Regions from separate parts of the Homo sapiens genome. Here region 2 is linked to region 1. The links are chromatin loops, found by intact Hi-C in ENCODE. Cell type or tissue: prostate gland. All regions are shown on one strand.

Evidence for each region. Peaks named below come from ENCODE experiments on the same cell type or tissue, not always from the same donor. Only the 100,000 strongest peaks of a DNase experiment are listed, where the experiment ranks them.
Region 2: it touches region 1 in a loop (4-fold over the local background); 1 of 110 quality-filtered maps calls a loop at or near these places.

Annotation. Positions count from the first base shown.
Region 1 is chr10:104,489,231-104,497,230 of GRCh38, reverse strand. No RefSeq gene overlaps it. Among named protein-coding and RNA genes, the nearest start is that of LINC02620, 13 kb to the right of the region's middle. In prostate gland, no CTCF peak of the experiment used is centred here; a DNase peak (open chromatin) is centred at 4,690.
Region 2 is chr10:104,576,486-104,584,485 of GRCh38, reverse strand. All of the region lies in intron 1 of LOC105378464 (a long non-coding RNA gene), which reads right to left. Among named protein-coding and RNA genes, the nearest start is that of SORCS3, 61 kb to the left of the region's middle. In prostate gland, a CTCF peak has its summit at 3,536 (motif pointing left); a DNase peak (open chromatin) is centred at 3,505.

The sequences.
Region 1 (8,000 bases):
TGGGGGAGGAAACTTACATTGTGTAGAGAATCCCCTTTCCTTTCCAGGTCTTTTTCTGATCCTGAAGAGATTAGCTGAGAGTCCAGCACCTTTTAAAGATCTGAATAGGAAACATTTGCTATCTATTGCCTGTAAAGTGACAGTCACCTATGAGACTTCATCTATGTAATAAGAACCTTGGTCTCCACAACTCCTTATCTTAACCCAGACATTGCTTTCTATTGATTTTAGGTCTTTAGATAATAAACTAACTCTTTTAACAAATTGCCAGTCAGAAAATCTTTTAATCCACCTATGACCAGGAAGCTGCACCAACCCTCAACTTCCCCCCAATCCCCCTTCAAGATAGCTCATCTTTTGGGACCAAACCAATGTATACTTCACATATATTGGTTGATGTCTTATGTCTCCCTAAAACTTATAAAATCAACCTGTAACCCAACCACCTTGGGCATATGTTCTCAGGACCTCCTGAGGCTGTGTCATGGGTCATGATCCTAAATGTTGGCAAAATAAATTTCTCAATTGATTTAGACCTGTCTCAGATACTTTTTGGCTTACAGTAAAAAGGCTATTTTGCACTTTTTGGGGCTTTTCTTAAGCTCTGGACTTAGAGACACATTGAGGTTTTTCAAACTCACCATCATCATTTATTTTGCATTTAAAATGACTCCCAAGACAGCCCCCCACCTCTCTCTTCTCACATGAGCCACATTGGTGGGGTGATCTAAGCCAATGTTGCAAGTCATACTTAGCCACATTAGCGTCCATTTCCTCATCTATAAATAATTTTCATCTGTATAATAGGACTCACTTCAAGGCTTGTTGCAAGGACTGACCAGTCACAGACACTGGATCCTGGGCACAGCTGGGGCCATGGCACATGTTCAATAAGTGATGCCCTTCTATCATTCATCACTCTTTCTCCCATCTCCCTCAGAAGCTAGAAACTGTTCTGGGTGCCAACTGACTGGGGCTGGCGTCAAGGGTGGTAACAGAATTTACCAAAATAGTAGTGAGTTAAAGAAAAAAAGTTTATTAGAGGGAAAGTACATTGCAAGGAAGCAATGGGCAGCGCAGCAGAGAAGGGGCTGTTGGCAAAGAGGCAAGAGCTTCAGGGAAGTTTAATAGGGTCACACTGGAGGGGCTATGTGCAGAGAAGGTCATGCTGCTGGGGCCACATATGGAGGGAGGTATTTGGGAAAAGAAAGTTGTGCCAGTGGGTTGTTTGTGGTCAGCCATCTCTCAGAATAATTGTTCCCCACCGCCCCCTACCTGGGTCCCCTTCCTCATTGTTGCTTACTTATCTTATCAGGACTCCACAAACACCCCAAAACATTTCTGATCATTGATCATTATGATGGACCAATTACATGGTGCCAACTTGTAAATCCATATTTAAGTGGTCTCCTCATAATACCTCCAGGTTCAGGAAAATCACAAACCCCTAGAAGTTCATGGACATAATTAGAGCAGATTCAGAATGATTTTTAAAACCAGTGGTTCTTATCCATGGCTGTATCCAAAATTTATAAGGAGCTCAAAGAATTCAATAGCAAACAACCAAATAATCTGATTAAAAAATGGGCAAAAGATCTGAACAGACATTTCTCCAAAGAAGATACACAAATGGCCAAAAAGCATATGAAAAAATGCTCAACATCACTAATCATCATGGAAATGCAAATCAAAACCACAATGAGATATCATCTCACCCTAGTTAAAATGGCTTATATCAAAAAGAGGCAATAACAGATGCTGGCAAAGTTGTGGAAAGAGGGGAACCCATACACTGTTGGTGGAAATGTAAATTAGTACAATCACTGTGGAGAACAGTATGGCATTTCCTCAAAAAGCTAAAAATAGAATTACTATATGATCCAGCAATTCCACTACTGGCTGTGTATCCAAAAGACAGGAAATTAGCATATCAAAGAGATATCTGCACTCCCATGTTTATTGCAGTTCTAGTCACAATAGCCAAAATATGGATTCAACCTAAGTGCCTATCAATGGATGAATGGATTAAAAAAAGAGGTATATATACAGAATGGAATATTATTCAGCCATAAAAAAGAATGAAATCCTGTCATTTGCAGTAACATGGATAGAACTGAAGGTCATTATGTTAAGTGAAATAAACTAAGCACAGAGAGACAAATATTGCACGTTCTAACTCATATGTGGGAGTTTAAAAAGGGGATCTCTTGCTGGGCATGGTGGCTCACCCCTGTAATCCCAGCACTTTGGGAGGCTGAAGCTGGCAGATCACCTGAGGTCAGGAGTTCAAAACCATACTGGCCAACATGGTGAAACCCCATCTCTACTAAAAATACAAAAATTAGCTGGGCATGGTGGTGGGTACCTGTAGTCCCAGCTGCTCAGGAGGCTGAGGCAGGAGAATCACTTGAACCCAGGAGGCAGAGGCTGCAGTGAGCCGAGGTTGCACCGCTGCACTCCAGCCTGGGTGACAGAGAAAGACTTTATCTAAATAAATAAATAAATTAATTAATTAATTAAAATAAAATAAAAAGTGGATCTCTTGAAGATAGTGTGTAGATTGGTGGGTACTACAGGCCGGGAAGGGTAGAGGGGAGGAGGGATGAAGGGAAAAAATAGAATATAAATGTACATATTACCATTAACTGTACACTTAAAAATAGTAAAGATGGCATGTATGTGTATTTTACCTCAGTAAAACACTAAGTTAAAAAAAAAAACAGGTGCCCACACATCACCCCCAGTGTAATAATAGTAATTAGTCTGCAATGGCATCTCTAGTGTCTTCTAAAAGGTGCCAAGTTCATTTCTCTCCAGCTCTTTTTCTTTCCATCCAGGCTGTCTCTCTTTTTTTCACCAAGTCCCTCCTATGCGATGCATTTTCTGCTCTCACTGGGCCATGGTGCAACATCAGCTATTCAGTTAACAACCTTATTTTGCACTTAGGCCTAGGTATATGGTGATCCCTGCCTTCAGGAGTTAACATCACAATCAATATTATCACTAACTGAGCTTCTATTATGTGCCAGTCACTGTCCTGGGCGCTCTCACCTACTTCATTTCAGGGTGTTACTATTCCAGATTCAGAGGTTTGCTACAAAGATGTCTTGCATTCTATATCTCTGTCATCATTTTTGCCAAAATGAATTAGGACAGTCCAGTGTCTGAGTTAAGATTTAGACCCTGATGTCTTCTCCCCTTAACGGGTTAGAAACCTGACGCTCTCCCCTCTGATTTCTTCCCAGGTTCTTTTCTGTTGTTATTTTGTCCCAAGGAGAGGGTATCATTTGCCATCAGCACAAGCAAGTATATATTGTGATAAAAAATTAAATTTAAAAAATTTAAAGTTTTAAAAAATTTAGAGCAGAGACATTTGGGTCCAACCACTAGAAAAAGAAACTCCAAAGATATTCAAGTTTTATCAGGAAAAAAAAAATGCCTGATGTTTCTGGGTGCCTTCACTCATTCTGGGCATTCTGATCTACTCTTAGCTGTAGGAATAACATTGCAGTAAAATGATAAGGAGCACCATACATTTTGGGGGCCCCTGTCCACAGCTAATTCAATCAATCAGTGATGGCCATCGGGCCCAATGTGATGGCCTTTGATGTGCCTCTCCCAGGAATTTGAGATGGAATCTTTGAGATGGGAGCAGAGCCGATAAAACATTAACATGTAGAGTTTAGCTGTGGAGTTAATGGCAAAGCTCCAATGCCAAGGTCAGGAACCCTGCTGCTACTGCTGTCCTAGGAGTAGCCTGATCCCCATCGTTCCTGTGGCTTAAATGGCCAGATTTTATTTAGATTCCAGCAGGTCCATAACCTTAGAATACTCTTCCTTACCTAAGCTAACTCTGGGCAACTTCTGTTCCCAGCAAATACATGCTTTCTAAGATAAATTGGTTTTGCTTTAAAAAAAAAGTACCTCCTTTGCAAAAATATGACAGACATTCTCTCTTGAGCTCCAGATCATACACAGAGGCTTGCAGCTGAGGCTGAGGAAGCGACAGAGCAGGCCTATCCCATTTTATCAGTGGGGGAAGGGAAAGGAATAAGAGCAGAAGGCCTGGCCTAGGCCCAAAAAAAAAGGGCAGAAATGAAGAGATGACTTATCCGGGTGCGGTGGCTCATGCCTGTAATCCCAGCACTTTGGGAGGCTCAAATGGGAGAATCGCTTGAGCCCATGAGTTCAACACCATGCTGGGCAATATAATGAGACCCCCATCTCTACAAAAAAATAAATAAAAACTAGCTGGGCATGATGGTGCACAGCTGTGGTCTTGGCTACATGGAAGGGTGAGGTGGGAGGATTGCTTGAGCCAGGGAGGTTGAGGCTGCAGTGACCTGAGATCGCGCCACTGCAATCCAGCCTGGGTGACACAGCAAGACCCAAGAAAGAAAAGAAAGAAAGGAAGAAATAAGGAAAGAAAGAAAGAGAGAGAGAGAGAAAGAAAGAAAGAAAGAGGAAAGAAAGAGAAAGAAGAAAGAAAGAAAGACAAAGAAAGAAAAAGAAAGAAAAGGAAAGAAAGAAAGGAAAAGAGAAGAAAAGAAAGGAAAGGAAAGAAAGAAAGAGAGAAAAGACAAGACAAGACTTTTGTACTTTTGTTCCCTGTTCACTCCTCACTTGCTGCCAGCTTTCTGGCTGCCACAAAGACGGGCTGGGTTGTTTCCCAGTCTGAGCACTTCTTGTCTGGGAGCTGAGACAGGAATAAAGCCACAACCAAACTGGCAGATACCTTTGCCAAGCCAGTAAACTGCAGTTCATGGGAAAGGTGAGCTCATCCAAGATGGTAATCACTAATGAAAAACTGTGCAAGACATGAAAATAGCTTTTTTATAGGGGGCCTGGAAACCAAAATAGAACAGCTTTTGAAAGTTTTATGTGTCTGTATGTAGAGCGTATGTGGTTTGTGTGTGCCTGCATATCTGCCACTTACTGTGTGTCCTTGAACAAGTTATTTAACTTCTTTGAGCTTTAATTTCTCTACCCATTTTTTAAAAAAAAAGAATAATAAGGCTGGGCGTGGTACCTCATGCTTGTAATCCCAGCACTTTGGGAGGCCGAGGTGGGCCAGTCACGAGGTCAGGAGATCGAGACCATACTGGCTAACATGGTGAAACCCTATCTCTACTAAAAATATAAAAAATTAGCTGGACATGGTGGTGGGCACCTGTAGTCCCAGCTACTCAAGAGGCTGAGGCAGGAGAATGGCGTGAACCCAGGAGGCAGAGCTTGTAGTGAGCCAAGATTGTGCCACTGCACTCCAGCCTGGGTGACAGAGTGAGACTCCATCTCAAAAAAAAAAAAAAAAAAAGAAGAATAAAATATATGCCACGTCCACACCATGGCTCATACCTGTAATCCCGGCACCTTGGGAGGCTGAGGCAGGTGGATTGCTTGAGCTCAGAAGATCGAGACTGCCTTGGCAACCTGGTGAAACCCTGTCTTTACGATAAAAAAAAAAAAAATACGGGTAGCATGCACCTGTAGTCCCAGCTACTTGGGAGGCTGAGACAAGAGAATCACTTGAGCCTGGGAAGTTGAGGCTGCAGTGAGCCATGATTGAGCCACTACACTCCAGCGTGAGTGACAGAGTGAGACCCTGTATTAGTCCATTTTCATACTTTATAAAGAACTGCCTGAGACTGGGTAATTTATAAAGGGAAGAGGTTTAATTGACTCACAGTTCAGCATGGCTGGGGAGGCCTCAGAAACTTACAATCACGGTGGAAGGTGAAGGGGAAGCAAGGCACCTTCTTCACAAGGCAGCAGTAAGGAGAAGTGCCCAGCAAAGGGAGAAGAGCCCCTTATAAAACCATCAGATCTCATAAGAGCTCACTGTCATGAGAACACATGGGAGAAACTGCCCCCATGATTCAATTACCTTCACCTGGTCTCTCTCTTGACACATGGGGATTATAATTCAAGATGAGATTTGGGTGGGGACACAAAGCCTAACCATATCAGACCCTGTCTCAAAAAAGAAAAAAAAAATCTATACCATATGGTCATTGCCAGGCTTAAATGACCTAATATATAATGCCTGGCATATAGTAAGCACTCAATAAGCAGTAACTACTTTTCTCATATTGCTTTTGCCTTTTTCTTTTTTCTATGTTTTTCATTTTTAAAAAATAGATTTAAGTGATACAAGTGCACTTGTGTTAGGTGGATATATTGCATAGTGGTGAACTCAGGGCTTTCAGGGTACCTGTCACCCAAATAGTGCACATTGTACCCAATAGGTAGCATTTCATCCCTCACCGCTCCCACCACCTTCCCACCTTTTGGAGTCTCCAGTGTCTACTATTCTACTCTATATGTCCATGTGTACCTATTGTTTAGCTCCCACTTATAAATGAGAACACTTAGGATAATGGCCTCTATTCCATTCAAGTTGCTACAAAAGACATGATTTCATTCTTTCATATGGCTGTATAGCATTCTATGATGTACATATACCACATTTTAAATCCAGTCCTCCATTGATGAACACAGGTTGATTCCATGACTTTGCTATTGTGAGTTGTGCTGTGTTAAACATACGAATGCAGGTACGTTTTTGATATAATGATTTATTTTCCCTTAGGTAGATACCCAGTAGTGGGACTGCTGGATCTCATGGTAGTTCTACTGTTAGTTCTTTGAGAAATCTCCCTACTATTTTCCATAAGAGTTGAACTAATTTACCTTCCCACCAACAGTGTATAAACGTTCCCTATTCTCCATATTCTTACCAACATCTGGTTTGTTTGGTTTTTTTGACTTTTTAATAATAGACATTCTGACTGGTGTGAGATAGTATCTCATTGTGTTTTTTATTTGCATTTCTGTGATTAGTGATATGAGCATTTTTTTCATATATTTGTTGGCCACTTATAGATCTTCTTTTGAAAAATGTCTCTTCAATCCTTTGCCCACTTTTTAGTGGGGTTGCTTGTTCATTTTTTCTGGTTGCATGAGTAGCTTTTTTTTAATCCTGTGTCTGGTCCTACATCATGATGCCTCCTAGCCCTTTGCTAGCTGAGTAGGATGGATTTAATTCCAACAGCATTAAACGTACCCCTCTACTCTGACAACAGAAACCCCACAGCATTCTTCCGGTATAATTTTTTTTCCTTTATGGGAAAGTTGTTGAAGGGGTGAGGCAGAAGAGGAAGCACCAGGGAATGGGCTGAGTGCGTGTCAGCACTTAGCATCCTTCGCCCCTGCTCCCTGTCCCTATCACCTTGCCCAGATTCGTCCAGGTGTCCAGAGCAGAAACTGCATTGAGTTCTAGAACAGTCTGAGTGCAAGTCACACAAGAAATTGGGTCTGACCAACTCAAGGTTTCATATTTTAATAGGGCCAATATTTTTTAAATCAGATTTTATATTTTAAGAAGTCCAGACTTCTGGTCCCTCCTGAAAAGTCACAAATCAGGTTACCCTGGGCCCTCCTTCCTCTGTGTCAACAACAAATAGGCTGGTACTCAGTAGTGCATGCCTCTTTTAGTTGAGGCAGGCGGTGTTCAGTTTGCCACAGTCCCCACCATTCCCCATTGCTATCCCTCATGTACATGGTTTGCCTGGCCCCATGGGCATCTGCAACATTTTGCCTAGAGCCACATACTTAGCTACTTTCCCAGCTAAACGCTTACTCTCTCCATGGGTCCATTATTTTGTGAGAAGACAATCAGAACGAGTCCTGCAGGGTCCCATAGGGTCCCCTGAAGTCCTTAGAATGATGCCACAAGAAGAAGTCAAGATGATTATGCCCTCTGAGCTCCTGTCTTCATCAAGAGAGATGGCATCATATCCCCACAGCTGGTGCCTTAGATGAATGGCCCTGATGAGAAGTTCTCAGTCGTGTTCTCACTGGCCTATGAGTGACATGTGGGGAGATTTATGTGTGTTTTTTCCAGCTATGAAGGCCTTGGTCTTCTTGGAAATCATGCTAGGGCTCCACTCACCCTGAGACTGGACATTGCATAATTCCCTGGCAATCAGACCCCAGGGAGA
Region 2 (8,000 bases), 87 kb before region 1:
CCCCAGTTAGCAGTAATGGAGATGACTTTCTCTTGAAAAAATGCCATTTGCTGTGATGTTTGCTGCTCCCATTCTTTTGAGAGCAGTAGACATCTAGATGTGGCTGCAAGATGGCTCTTTGACATCCCCAAGTCATCTTTCAGATGCAGAGTGTCTCTGCTCCCTCTTCAGTCTCCATCACTGACCCACTGAGGTGGGCGCAAACCAGCTTGTATCAAGGTGACCATAAATGGAAAGAGAAGACAGCCCTCCTAGGTATTTGCAGAGGACACACCAACCTTCTCACCTTTCTAGAAGCTGCCCATGGCTCTACTCTCCACTCTGGAACCCCACTACAGGTCCTCTCCCTTGCATTCAGATTGTACCCTGGACTCCAATTCCCACTTCCCACAGCTTTGCTCCTTGCTTGTGTCCTACTGAGTGTTCTCAGGATAAACAAGGTGGTTTCTTGCTGGGGTTTTTTTTAACAGCCCCATCAGCAAAGTTAACACAAGGCAAAGGAAAATCACCAGCCCAACATTGCAAACAGAAAGAGCCTAGGAAACTTCTCCCAGATTCTGTCTGTCTAAAGTTTCCTTCCCTGGGTGACTTCCTGATGAATGGACACCTATCTCCTATAGACCTCTCTCTGATCATCCTCTTCTCCCTCCAGCCAGGGCCCTCTTCCCAAAAAACCCCCTCTCCTCCTAATTGTTAGCCCATAATGAGATTAAGTGTCTAAGGAGTTTCTGGCCTCTGTGCCCTCTAACTAGGGCTTTTCTGCCTTTGTTGATACCTCCAGCTCCATGCCTGCATCCCCATTACCCAGAATCCTCTGACTGGGAGGCATGGCAACCATCTCTGGAATCCCAGGGGCCAGTCCTGCACCCCTGCTGTATTAGTCCATTTTCATGCTGCTGATAAAGACATACCTGAGACTGGGTATTTATAAAGAAAAACAGGTTTAATGGACTCACAGTTCCACATGGCTAGGGAGGCCTGACAATCACGGCAGAAAGGGAAAGGAATGTTTTACATGGTGGCAGGCAAGCAGAGAATGAGAACCAAGTGAAAGGGGTTTCCCCTTATAAAACCATCAGATCTCGTGAGATTTATTCACTACCACGAGAACAGTATGGGGGAAACTGCCCCCATGATGCAATTATCTCTCACCGGGTCCCTCCCACAACACAAGGGAATTATGGGAGCTACAATTCAAGATGAGATTTGGGTGAGGACACAGCCAAACCATATCACCTGCTTTCTCCAAACTGATGACAGCCCCATCTGATGTTCAGGTGTCCAAAACAGCTCCTACCCTTGTTGAGAGTGTGCCCATTAACCCATCACCCAGGTGGCACCAAGGAGTACCTGTCTGTGTTCTCAGCAGGCTGGAGGAGGCCCTCCAGTCACCCTCCCCTGAGGGGTCAGTTCCAGATTCCAGGAGACAAGCAGTGAGCACAGTGAGCAGTTTTCCTTCAGCCTCTCATCATATCAGCTCTCCTCCAGAACAGCTTAGGAACAAAACCCAGGGTGATCTGAGCATGCCCTACCAGTCTCCCTCATGCCTTCCACTTCCAGCCAGCCATGGACCAGCTCACTCATAGCCCTCTGCCTCCCTCTCGGGTCTCCCCTTCTGGGGAGCTGCTCTCTGTTCCTGCAGCTGCCTCAGCAACTCCTGGAGAGTGGTTTGTAGCCAGCACCTACAATCGCTCAAGACGGGTCTGCCCTGAAGGCCCATCCTCACAGCAGGTGCAGGGGAGGCTGACTCACCCATAACTCCCGCTAATTGAGCCTCTGCACTCCCCTGGTTTCATTGGGTTCTGAGTAATTATGAAAGGAAGACCTCAAGCCCTTGCTGTGGAGTCTCCATTGGCTGGTGAGTTGTGAATGGGGAGGGTCTTATTGATCAGGTTCTTATTGGAGCCCTGATTTCTCCTTTGACTGAAGGATCTGTCTCAGGAATGGCAAATATAGGATTCAAAGGCTGCCTCTCACCCCTCCAGTGCCTGAAACAGACATCACTCATGGATCTCAGCACATTCTCCTAGCTCAGTATTCTTTCCTGCACTGCACTCCTGGCAGCCGCTATGACGGTGGCTGGCACTCAGTGGGTGACCTCACTGGCCTCCCTGCCTGGGTGTGAGGTGCTCTACCATATGCTGCCTGGGATCTGCACATATGAAGGCATGATTTTTTTTCTTCCCTCAGATAATCTATTATTTAGTTGGGAAAAAAAACAAGATCTGTTGGGTTAAAATGATTTTTTTTAAAGAACTAGACATTTGGGTTGACTAATGCTTTTTTTTTCTTGAGGGAAGGAAGGCTAAAGTATAGTGGTGTAACCAGGGATGACCAATACTTAATGAATGCCTGTATGAGGCAGGATAAGACGTAGATTTTTCCCTAATGGTAATCAGTTAAGAATGTGGGAGACACCTTGGAAACAGCGACTGAATCACACAGACCCAGTTTAAATTTCAGCTCTACTACTTTGGAGCCACGTTACCTCCTCTTTCCTAAGTCTCAGCTTCCCTGTCTATGAAATGGGAGCAACAATATCTGAAACATAGGGCTGATGTGAGTATTAAATGAAAAAAAAAAATGAAAGTGCCAAATTCCTACCTGTAGCCCTGGCCTCTCCCCTGAGCTCTGACTTGTAAATCCAGCTGCCCGCCAGGCCTCCCCAGGTGGGAGCCTGCAGCATCACACACTTGCCATGGCCGAAAGAGATGCCAGTTCCCTTCTGAGCCTGGTCCTCCCACAACCCTTCTCCTCTCATTCAGTCTCACCACCATCCACACCCCAAACCTGAGGGTCTCTTGATTCCCCCCTTTCTCACTCACATTGCCGGTATCAGTCCACTAGTAGCCCTGCCAGTCCCAACTCCAGTGATGTCCTAAGTCCATTTGCTTCGTTCCATCTCCACCAAGGCCACTCTAGGCTCTCTGGACTTTGCAATGGCCCCTCCCTCTACTGCACCCACACCTGTGCTCCATGGCCTGTTCCTCACAGAGCATCCCAAGGTAAGACAGGTCACACTACCCGCGGGCTTGGACTCCTCATGGTACTTGGAATAAAACCCAGACCCCCTTCCGTGACCTCCACAGTCCTACCGAGGTCCTACTAAGCCTCAGCCTACCTTCCATACTTGACGTCCTGCCACACACTCCGTGAAGGACTGATTAAACAAATGCCTGCTTAATATGCATTAGTCTCCATCTTCCTTTGCTTTCTCGAAGAAAAATGAAAACATTCATATGGCACCTCAGGGTCCTGATAGGGATCTGAAGTTTACCCCACCTTGCGACACTTCCCCACCCCCCTGATCAATGGAAAAATTAGGGTCATCGCCACCACTGCTAGTCACAGTTTTCTACCTGGGGCTTAAGCTTTGTCTTCCAACATCGTCCGTTCTTCTAAGTTCACACTGTTTTCTTTTCATTGTGCACCTATGTGCCACCACACCGCAGAAAAAGCAGGCAAAGCAAGACCTGCGGAAGTAATGAAAACTCTTTGGTGCCCCCTTGTGGTCATGTCTGGTTAGCCGGCGGAGACGGGACTGTAGGCTGCTCTGGCGTCTCTGCAGAGCGGAGCCTGAAACTGGAATAAGAAGTCTTTCCAGGTGCCAATCTTAGAGATGTACATCCTCCACCCCCAGGAAGAGGCATCCAGGTAGAAATGCTTGACAGTCAACTTCTCTAAGTCTCAGATTCCTGATTGTTAAAATGAGTATAATGATTCCTTCCCAGCCATCCGAGGAAGGGTATTGTGAAGCTATACCATGAGATCTGTACTTTTTCTGTTGCTTTAAAAAAAAAAAAAGTGTATTCCAGTACTCAATCTTCACAAATTCTACAATGTTTCTCCTGCCTCTGCACCCCTGTCTGTTCCTACGAACTTTCTGTAATCCCCAAATGAGTCAGGCAGGATGGGAGTGAGGACGTGCTTGAGATAATGTGTCTGACAAAGAGGTGCCATATGCTGCTCGGCGTCATACGAAAATGTACCAGAGAAAATGTCAGCGGCAAGACTCGGCAAGTGGTGAGGCAGAAAGTGGGGGTGCTGCCATCTCCTCCCCCCTCACACCGCGCCGGGAAGCTCGAGAGCAGACACTGGCTTCTGGCATTGACAAAGGAATGGGAGGCCGGGTGAAAAGTCAAGTATCTGTGATTACGAAAATTAACCCTAATCTCCTGAGTTTCCAACTCTTTTAGAATTCCTATCTGGAAGACATTCACCTTTGCACCCAAGCCTACCGAAGTGTTTGTACCAAAGAGGTACTTAATAAAGAGGCAATGTATGAATGAATGAGTTAATAAATGAGTGCATAAACCTGATTTCAAGGAAAGGTTGGCGACGTCTACAGCCTCCCACTCTGAAGCTGCTTGCTTGCTTTCTATTTCTTTTTCTCTTTTTCTTTTTTTATTTTTGGAGTCTCTGTCACCCAGTCTGGAGTGCAGTGGCATGATCTCAGCTCACTGCAACTTCCGGCTCCAGGGTTCAAGCAATTCTCCTGCCTTAACCTCCCAAGAAGCTGGGATTACAGGCGCTTGCCACCGCACCTGGCTAATTTTTGTATTTTTAATAGAGATGGGGTTTCACCATGTTGGCCAGGCGGGCCTCGAACTCCTGACCTGAAGTGATCTGCCTGCCTTGGCCTCCCAAAGTTCTGGGATTACAGGCGTGAGCTACTGCACCTGGCCCTGAAGCTGCTTACTTTCTAGCCCTACCCAAGCCCAAGGACACTGTATCTGTCTCCTGTAAGGCTCAGCTTTTTCTACATGTCTTATTTTGAGTACAGTAAAAAAAGGATCATGGCTGATTTTGTCATAAATGCCTGGATCCTTTAAATCCCTCTCTCTGCACAGCTAATTTTGCATTGTCTGCTATCACATGGTTTTAATCTGATTAAAGAAAATCTGCCTAACAGTAACAGTGAAAATGGACAACTTTTTCTTCCAAATAAGTAGTTCTTAACTCTGGCCGACCATTACAATGGGCTGGAAAGCTTGTACACACATAAACACACACACACACACATACACACACACACACACACACACACCTCAACAGTCAGGCCCCATCCCAGACCTATTAAATTGAAATCTCTATGGCTCAGGACCCGGGCATCGGCATTTTTGAAATCTCCTTAGCTTATTCTAATGTGCATCCAGCGTTAAAAACCCCTTCCAAGAATGCGCTGGCCTTTGCCCAGAGAGCACAGACTCACCAATTATAAATGAAACAAAAGCAAGATTTTATGTTGCCTCCTAGGCACCCTCAGGCCCAAGCAAAGAAAAAAAGGAAGATTCTCAAGCCCAGGAGTGATAAAGAGTTCGGTGTTCACTCCTTCTTGGATATCTTGCTTGTTAATGGCCAAGAAGGGGAGGGGACCCCAAAAAGCTGGATCTGCCTTGACCAGGTTAAACAGAGAGAGCAATTTGGGAGCAGGTTCCAGCAGATATGATGGCGTCAGCATAGGCTTCAGTGTGGTCGTGACAGTGCAGTCTGGCTTGCGTCATGGCGATGGGGAAGGGAGGGTGGGTGTGGGGGCACTAACTGGGTGGAAAGTGGGCTTTCAATGCAAATAGCCAGACATTCAGGGGATGCTGCCTGTGCATAAGGAACCCACTGTTCATTTACAATTATGCTTTCAAAAGCCACTCATATATTTCACACGCGGCACATAAACCTAAATTCAATCTGCTACATTGTAATTTCTTGCTTTTAATTTAAGGCCTCGGGGCTTTAGCTAATTTAAGGGACAATCTGGTGATGAAGAGGAGACCATCTTTTTACAAAAAACATCATTAGCATAAGGCACTGCTCCCCAAATTTAGAGCCTAGTGGTGACTTTCCAAATCTTACCTGTACTTGAAGAGCCTTCTAAGCTCTGCACCTTAACCACATAAAATAAAGTCCATCTACCAGGTAGCAAATCATGGCAATGTGCATCTCTTATTTTCCACCAAACCGTTTGTTCATTTAAAGTCTCTGCACTCTTAAACATTAGATGGCAGCCTTTGAAATTGCAGAATAAACATGAGCACGATTCGTCCCTTTACTGGGCTCAAACAGTGATCTGAGAGGCGTCCTGGTGGTGCTCCGAGAGAACAGCAGTCCTCACTTCATCAACAAGCCCCAAGCTGAGATCAGAAGTCCCACCCCAGGCTCGGGTACCAATTGCTTGTCACTGACAGACAGGAGTATCGACAGACCGGTCCTTTGTGTCTGATGGAAACATGAGGGAGACAGGCTCGGGGAAGTGAAGGCACTGGCTCAAAGGGAGAGAACGCTGACTGGAGTTTCTTGGGATTGCATCAGCCAGATCCAAGCAAGTGTTCTGAGCCTGAGTGTCCCACACAGGGCAAGGCCTTCAGACAAACTTTTGACCATAGCGAAAAGTAAGTTACAGTCACTGACACTGATTTTCTGAGAGCTCATCACTGGGATCTACTGCACAATAGCCTGGACTTTCAAAAAGCATCACTTCCCTTTGTCTCGCCCTCAACTCCCTATCCTCACCTACTTCCCCCTCTGTCCTTCATAAGTGCCTGCCACATAGAGGACACTCAATAAACATTTGTAGCAAAGCTCCCAAATCGCAAATAAGCAACCCTCCATTAGAAAGCTAACCCAGGCAGGGCGCGGTGGCTCACACCTGTAATCCCAGCACTTTGGGAGGCCAAGGAGGGCAGATTGCTTGAAACCAGGAGTTCAAGACCAGCCTGGGCAACATGTCAAGACTCTGTCTCTTCAAAAAATACAAAAATTAGTCAGGCATGGTGGTGCACACCGACTACTCAGTAGACTGAGGTGGGAGGATCATTTGAGCCCAGGAGGTCAAAGCCACAGTGAGTTGTGATGGTGCCACTGCACTCCAGCCTGGGAGACAGAGACTCTGTTTTAAAATAAAAAAAGAAAAGAAATCTAACCCATAAAACAAGAGAGAAAGAAATCCAGCATACATTCTGTTCTTTTATGGGAAGATTTTTTGTCCAGATCGCTTTTACTCACTGTAAGCACTCAATCTTAAACAATCATAAACTCCCTAAAGAGTGAAGAAAACAGGCGTTGCTGAAGCACTGTCTGCACATGGCTGAGTGGCCCTGAGGCCCCAGAGTGGGGAGCAGAAGTCTTGGCACCGCCCTTGTGATTAAACGGTTCAGTGAGTGAAAGCCTCCTATGTGTAAGTCCTGGTAATTCTTCCACTTCCTTCTTCTATCAAAGAATGGGATTTAGTGAAGAAATCTCTAAGACAGGAAGACAAAGATGAACAGGAGGTGGTCTCTACTTTGGAAGAACTAACGTGGAGATGGAAAAGATGGGTGTTTGTTTATTTGCTCAATAAAGCACCTACCGAATATCTGCTGTGTGCCAGGCACAAAACAGACACGGTCTCTACCACATCAAATTTAGAATTTATGGAAACACAAAGGAATCCACTCATCTCACAGACAACTGTGAAACTGCTTCTGAGGCAAATGCGAAAAGGGAGATGTACCCGGTTAGAAGCACCCATGACAGGCAGATGGAGCCAGGTAAGAAGTGTCCATGACACAGAGCTGGGGCCCAGTGAGAGGTGCCCATGACACGGACATGGGGCCTGGCCAGGCTCTCAGCAGAACCCCAGGCAAAGGACATTTGAACAAAGGTCTAAAGGATGAAATGGAGAGAATGTGGTGAGAGGGGTTGAGACAGTGTTCCAGGCAGGGGGAACCATCTACACCGGAGCTTGGGGCACTATGCAGGGGCCGCCAGTGAGGCAAGGAAAGCTGGTGAGACCCTGGACCCCGAAGGCCCTCACAAGTCTTGTAAAAGTAGTTGGGGATTCTCTCCTAAGGGAATAATGTTAGGTTTTTATTGGTGGAAAGGTGCAGAAGTGGGGATTGGAGGTAACCTAATCAGAACTGTTTTTAGAAAAGATGACTCTGCTGCTTGGAGAGTGGATGGGAAGAGGCCACAATGATGTGGGCCAGCCAGGACAGGGGTTCCATTTATGTAACCATTAAGTGGAG